2 separate regions of the Mus musculus genome follow, and region 1 is linked to region 2. A link is a contact called in ENCODE Hi-C data. All regions are on one chromosome and are shown on one strand. The core of a region is the stretch at or near the end of the contact, and the rest is flanking DNA. Distances in the headings are between cores, read along the strand shown. Region 1 holds the start of Ttc21b (tetratricopeptide repeat domain 21B). Region 2 holds the start of Galnt3 (polypeptide N-acetylgalactosaminyltransferase 3).

Region 1 (3,219 bases), core at 286-2,785, 130 kb after region 2:
AAACGCAGAGGAAGAGCAATATGGAGATAAGAGTGTGGTACCTGGGTTGGGTGTGGTGATGGGCGGGGCTAAAAGCCAGCCCTTATTCTACAATAGGGTAGGAAACCAGAGTGATAGGTCCAAAGGGAAGGTAGGTCCAAGATATGTCTGGCTTTCTTCCCACTTGGTTTTGTATGGGTAGTGAGCTAAAAATAGTTGGAGAAGAAGGGCCAGGGAAAACCTTTCATAGACAAACGTTAGAGCTCATGAAGATGTACTGGCATATGAGGATGCTCCTTCATTTAGGTACATCCACAGCTGCTTACCAACGTCACTGCAGATGGACAGAGATACTAAAGTAGGTACCATCTGGCATTTTGTAGACGGTGCTTGCCACTCCTTGTTCAAGAACCTTGTTCTAGATAGAATATTGCACTGATCAAACTGGAAAGGGAAGAAGCCAAGGTCAGCAGCCTCAGTTTTAGGACACGACTCGCTCCTGTGCTAAGTGATGAGAAGTTTAATAATGGTTTTATCACTAAAGTGGTTTTAGTGCAGAACTCATTTGGATAAAATGAGGGATAAAACATGTAAAAGAGTTGGAGGAAAAACTTGAAAAGGTAATGTAGAAATTCATTAAAAAAAAAAAAAAAAAGCCAAACCTTTCGGTCTTCCCTAACTGTCAGCACCCACTGTCCTCTGAATATAATCAGTAGTTCTCATGACATTCATGTGTTTAATAGCTTGTGGGGTCAGCCCTCATAAATCAAGTGAAAGTTGCAAGACTAAGCACCTTTACTGCAGTATTGCAAGTACTTAGAAAATAGTGCAAAACACACAGAAGGCAGTCAACCAATGCTTGCTAAATGTACTAAGAACTTTTTCCAGTGTTGGATTTTTGAATGAGTAAATCTCATGTCCAGGAGTCTGTTCAGCTAGCTCCAACTTCCGGGAGTCACCCAAGAAAAAGCGCTCCACAAATACTGAACAGGTCCCAAAGTGGACAGAGGGGAGGGGAGGGGATGCGAGGGGAGGGGAGGGGAATGATCGCGAAAGGCTTCCAAACCTTGTCCTTGTTTTTCACCATTTCTGAAATATATGCTGAGTGCAACTATGGGAAGACCATTTTCATAATCTATAATACTCCTCCTTTTAAAGGACTTTCGTTAACCGCTTGCAAAGGTGAGTGCCGGGTAGAGGACATTAGCTCGCTAAGTCCCTAGAAATCACACTTGGAGACTAAGCAGGCTTTCCCAGGAGAAGTCCAAAGCCAACATAAGCAGGAGGCTGGGGGCTGGCCGTTAACCGCAAGGCAGTGGTTGAGCCCTCGGGATCATCCCGGCGGGGGGCGCAGCATCTCCGCCAAGGCCGCAGGCTCTCACCATCAGCTGCCCGAGCCACCCTGTACCTCGCAGTCCACTCGCCCTGCCCACGCCCCGCGCCGCCCGCTCACCTTCAGCCCCTGGGAGTCCATGGCCGCCGGCTACCCGGAGGGTGCCCACCGCTGCCCGCCGCAGGGTTAGGGGTTCAGACCCACTTCCCGGGCCCTCAAACCCTAAGGGACGCGGCGTGCAGCACGAGGGGCGTGGCCCGATCTCCATTGGTTGTCGGCGTGAGGGGGCGGAGCTTAGTTGTAGGACTAGGAAGGAGGGGGCCACCGGAGCAGGCGAGGAGGGAACCCCGAGGGAGGACCGCGAGGGCGACTGGGGCTGGAATCCGCTGAGCATTGAGTGCTGCCGAGTTGTGGGGCTAGAGGAGGGAGGTCCAGCCTGGAAACGGCGCGAGGAGGAGGGATTGGGTGGAGCAAGAGATATGAGATTAAAGAATAAAGATGATGAAGCAGCAAATAGGAGGGAGAGCCATGCCGCTTTTCATCCCTGCAAACAAAGGCCGACTCCATTTTCTCAGCATTTTTTGTGGAAGCCGATTTGCGCAATGCGGCTTAGTACTTGACCAGGGAAAATGATTTACCTGACACGTGTAGTAATCGTGTCTGGGCCACAAGGTGGCGCAGAAAAATCACAGTTCGGCAAAAACCTTGAAGCCTGGCTTGGGCTTGTTCTAAATCTTTTCAGGCGCTGCTGTAATTTTGCTATTCGAGTGCTTATTAAACTGCTCCGCCAGATTTCCACCCCCAAAGTCTTATTTAAAAATATGTGGTTACCTCTTTTAGATTTCTATTTCTTAAGTGTTTGCTGTAGTTTGGATCTAAACTGTCCCTCAAAGACACACGTGCTGAATGTTCCCCAGCCCGTGTGCTGTTGGGAGTGGTGGAACCTTTGATAGATGAGGCCAAATGAAAGGACTTTAGAAGATTCTCACGTGACCTTGAAGAAGACATTGGGACCATGGACTTGCTGTTTGCTTTTCTTTTTGCTTTTCTGTTTGCTTCCTGGCAGCCTTCCTTAGAAGATCTTCACCAGTGTATTTATCATGAGATCCAGCAAGCTGACTGAGAGGGGCATCTAGACACACTAATTTGTTTCTGCTTGTATTCTTTAAAGGACTGCAGGCAGCTGTGGCCGTTATACTGATGTTTTAGTGGGCCTCCTGCCTGCTCTTAGGACTCTTCCTTCAATCGGGTTGCTTTCTCCATCCTCCGTATGAGATCTTTTACCTTGTCTTACTGTATTTTGGTCCTGTTTGGCTGTCATCTCTTAGAAGCCTACTTCTTTCTGAAGAGGAGAGGGAGGGGGAATGGATCTAAAGGAATGGAGAAGCGGATGTGGTGAAAAGCTAGGAAGAGTGGGGTGGGGGAACTGTGGTTGGGATGAGAGAAGAATCCATTTCAATTAAAAAAAAACAGGCAGAATGATGTAGACAGTTCTAGAATTCTATCTTATCAAGAAGAGAGGTACTTAAGGTCATGACAAAGCAGTGGGGATGCTAATTATTCCAATGTGACCCCTGCTCTTTGTATGTGTGCACTGAAATATCGCACTGTATCCCAGTGAAAACCACCAGTTTCCACATTTTTGAGCATCATATAAGCCTTTTGAGTTTCAGTGGAGTCTTGGGACAGAAAGGGCCTTATGATACTGAGTGAGAATTAGTGTTGAGAGCCAGGGGTACACATCTTTAGTCCCAATTACAGAGGAAACCATGGCAGAATGGGCACTTGAGCCCATGAGTTCAAGATAGACAACTGGAAAGACACACCATCTTTAAAAGAACAAAATGTTCTTGTTAGATAAATGGGACTGGTGATTAGTCATAAATTTAATTAAATTAAGAAGAAAA
Region 2 (3,608 bases), core at 663-3,162:
ATTACTTTTGCCCCCTTCATGGTCTGATAATGCTTGCCCAGTAGTTAGAGAGTCAAAATTTAGGGGGTACTATCTGCTCAATGTTCAAATAGCACTTAGCACGTCAGTTTCTCAGGATGGAGACATGACTAAGAAGGTGGGTGAGGCTCTTGAAAACCCTTGGTTGAATTAACAATTATGTGTTGTTATAGTGTGTGGGGGGGTGGGGGTGGGGTTCTTTCTTCTTTTTAAAAAATTTTAATTACACCTCATTAAGAAACATGTAATGGCTAAGTATTTTACAATCTAAATATATATTTAGAAATATTTTTTTAAAAAATATATAGAAAGAAAGCATGTACAACCTAAATATATGTTTTTAAAACTTGGTAAAGGCAGAACTAAACACACCTAGAGAGTGGAACTTATTAATAAAATTTTCTATGAAAAAAAAATGTTGGTTAAAACAGTGTATAAGAAATGCTTGGTATGAATACACTGCCCAGAATGTTTCAACTAACATGCATGTTAGGTTTCAGTTGATGTTAAAGGTTAAAAAGAAATAATTATAGGGTGTGGTTTTGAACTCATATGTCTAAGTAACAAACTCAAAGTTAGATGATAAAAGTGGAATTTCTCACAACCAGAAACTCTCAAATTCAAATGTAACTTTCTGAATTTTTACAAAAGTATTTGAGTTCAGATGTACCTTAGGTAGTGTAACTTCAATATCAAGCCATAACTTAGAAACATTTTCTTAAAAAGAAAAAAAAATCAGAAAGGGGAGGAAGGTAACTTGATGGAGTTCCCAAAACAGAAGGAAGGAATTAAGTATTAAGTCTATGCTAAGAGTAGTTTCAACCTTAATTCATAGGCTTTCGAAAATCCTAATTAGGTAGACAGGAATTTGGGCTTGGCACTTCCAGGTTCAGACGTGGCAGGATGCTGAAACAAAGTTGGTTTTTTTTTTTTTTTTTTTTTTTTTGAACCTTTGAGTCATATGCCACAGGCACACCAGATCCGAGATACATTGGTCCTTAAGTCAACAGGTCCTCTAAGAGGAGGCAGCTGGTGAACCACAGTTCCATTTCCTCCTGCCACAAAGACCTGGACTCTGCCACCTTCAACCGGAAAGTGGGCGCAGCTCTGGCTCGGGGAGGGCACCCGGAAAAGTGCAGTGCGCGGGATGCCCAGGTCCCGACCACCGAGCGCCTTCCAAACCAGTCGGCAAGCTTCGTGATGGCTCTGGCTGCCGCCGTTTTCCAATCTAGGACTGTCTGGGCTTAGCGGGGAAAGTTGCCCGGCACAACCACAGCCCTCCCCGTAGCGGGTTTGGCCCACTCGGTACCCGGGAGTGGGCAGGCAACCTGCTAGCCCAAGTTGGCAAGCCTTGAGCAGCGCCTCCGCCAGAGACCCGCCCTCCCGAGGACTATCAGGGGGCCCAGGGGTACCAGGGGGACTTTCTGCCCCGGTGAGGCTCTGGGGCTGCCGAGGGGACCCGGCGACAGGAGTGATCGGTATCCCCGCCGGCCTCTCCCGAGGGGGAGCAACTGAAACCCGCTCTCGAGACCGCGTCCAACCGGCCGCGGGCAGCTCCGGGGCCGTCCCGCACGCTGTCCCCTTGCTGGGACTGCGGGAGCCCGGTCGGCTGGACGCCGGCTTACCTGGCAGGTGGGCAGGGCAGGCGGCGGGAAGCGGCGGCCGGCCGGGGCTCTGTCCGCGGGGGTCCAGAGCCAAGTGCAGGTGGCGACGCCGGCGACTCGGGTGGCCGTGGCTCTCGTGGCCGCTCGGCTCAACTCCTCCTCCGCCGCCGCTTCCTGCCTTCCCGCCGGGCCTCCCGCGTTGCCAAGCGAGGCCACGCCGAGGCTCCTCTTCCTCTGCGAGTCTCCCAGGTGAGCTCCCGCCGGCGACGTCGGCAGGGGCGAGGCCGGATCCCGCGCCTGCGCGCCAGCCCCGCGCCCCGCCCCGGTCCTACCTGAGCGCTCCAGGTGAGCCGCGGGCCGGCCGGGCGCGCGCCAAGCAAACTCCTCCGCCGCCCGCGCGCTGCCCGCCCGCCAGCCCTCCGCAGTGCCGAGCCTGCGCTGCCCCGCGCCGCGGCCACCTGGTACCCAGAGCCCACTGGCAGGGACGCTGAGAAATCTGAGCCGCACTTCCCCCTACCCCTAACCCCACGCGGTTCCTCTTCCTCTCCGGGTGGTCCAAACCCAGGGGTGCGGCGTTCCCCGGGACCCCTGGGAGACCGTGCTGCTTTCCTCCCGAGGCTCAGCAGCTTTGTCACCAGTTAGGTTGGTGAGCTTCCTTCCCCTGTAGCCTTGATTTCATCACTCCTCTCACTTGAGCGCAGCGAGTGGTTTCCGTTTCTGGCCGCCGGCGCTAGGGTAGGGAAGCCTCAGGTCCCAAGGAGGCGACTCCCTTTTTCAAAGTAGAGCTTCTGGTATTTTGGTCAAGTTTCAGTTGATTTGGGGTCCACCGTCACCCCTTCCTGGGTTGCTATCTATTGCAAGACCAACCAATCAATATCCACAGGAGAGGGATAGCAGCGCCCTCGGGGAGAACCCCTCTGCCAGGGTTTGGGCAGAGTTTGTGGTTTCCTGGAAAGGAATTGTTTTCACTGAAGAGTAGATTAAAAGCCAACATCTGTTCTGCAAGGTGAGAACCTACACTCTTAAACATGTTAGGCTTTGCCAGTGTGTTTGAGACACTTACACCGTGCCCCCCCACCCCTTCCACTATGCCTTCTGTTCTGGAGACGTTGACACTCAAAACCAGGACTTCAAATTGCTTTTACACATTTCTATGAACTTTTTATTTGACTATTCTCAAAAGTATTCAGGGAAGTGGAAAAACAGCTAAAGACTCTGGGCGACCTGTTTGATTCCGCAGTGATGAGTTTTCCTATAAAGAATGATGGAAGCCTTCCTCCCACATTTTGACACTCACGGTGTTTATTTCCTAACTTATGAGTTTTATATGTGAACTGGAACTAAGTTTTAAAATCTTAGTACATTATCAACAGGTGTTAGTTTTACTTGGCTTATGTGCAACATTTGTTGTAGTATAGTTTCACTTCATATAGCTTCATATAGTTCGGCAACTTAGGTAACTTTTTTTTTTCTTTTGCTTATTTCCAATTGTTTTGTAGGCATCCAGGAACTTTTGTATGACATTTTAGCATTATCATTTAAAAGTTCCTTCTTCCTCTTTCCCCTGAAAATAAAGATTTAAGAGGCACGTGTATATTGTGTATATTACCATAATAACTATCTACTGTGTATCTGTGGGCCGAAAACTAAAAACATTAATTTCCAAAACTCATTTTAATTTTTTGGTTCTGCAACGTCTTTTTGCTGCTTGTGTTTAAATGGAGAGAGATTAGTGCTCATCTTTGGGGGGATTTGGAGGAAATGTTAAGTGTATAAACCACAACATCCCTCTTCCCTTCCTGTGCACTGCCCACCCTAAAGGATGCGTGGAGCCGAAGATGGTCAGTTCTTACTCCTCACCGGGAGGCTAACAGTGACGGTTTCCACTGACAGGAGCAGGGTCAGAACAGGACGGCAGTATAGGATCGCAGGTGGAGGTGCACTGATGACTAGTCATAGCAGAAAACAACTGGGAAGGGCAGCTAG

The links. A loop is a pair of places that touch in the nucleus more often than their neighbours do.
Region 1: a map of T-helper 1 cell shows a loop between it and region 2 (4-fold over the local background). The contact joins the promoter of Ttc21b here to the promoter of Galnt3 in region 2. A Hi-C loop is called at or near these places in 3 of 37 maps with a recorded cell type or tissue (T-helper 1 cell, T-helper 17 cell and v-Abl transformed pro-B cells).

What each region holds. Positions count from the first base shown.
Region 1 is chr2:66,255,082-66,258,300 of GRCm38, forward strand. It overlaps Ttc21b (tetratricopeptide repeat domain 21B), which reads right to left and starts at 1,536. Exons shown (of 29, transcript NM_001047604.2): 1 at 1,433-1,536. The coding sequence starts at 1,453.
Region 2 is chr2:66,122,881-66,126,488 of GRCm38, forward strand. Galnt3 (polypeptide N-acetylgalactosaminyltransferase 3) reads right to left here and starts at 1,913. Exons shown (of 11, transcript NM_015736.2): 1 at 1,644-1,913.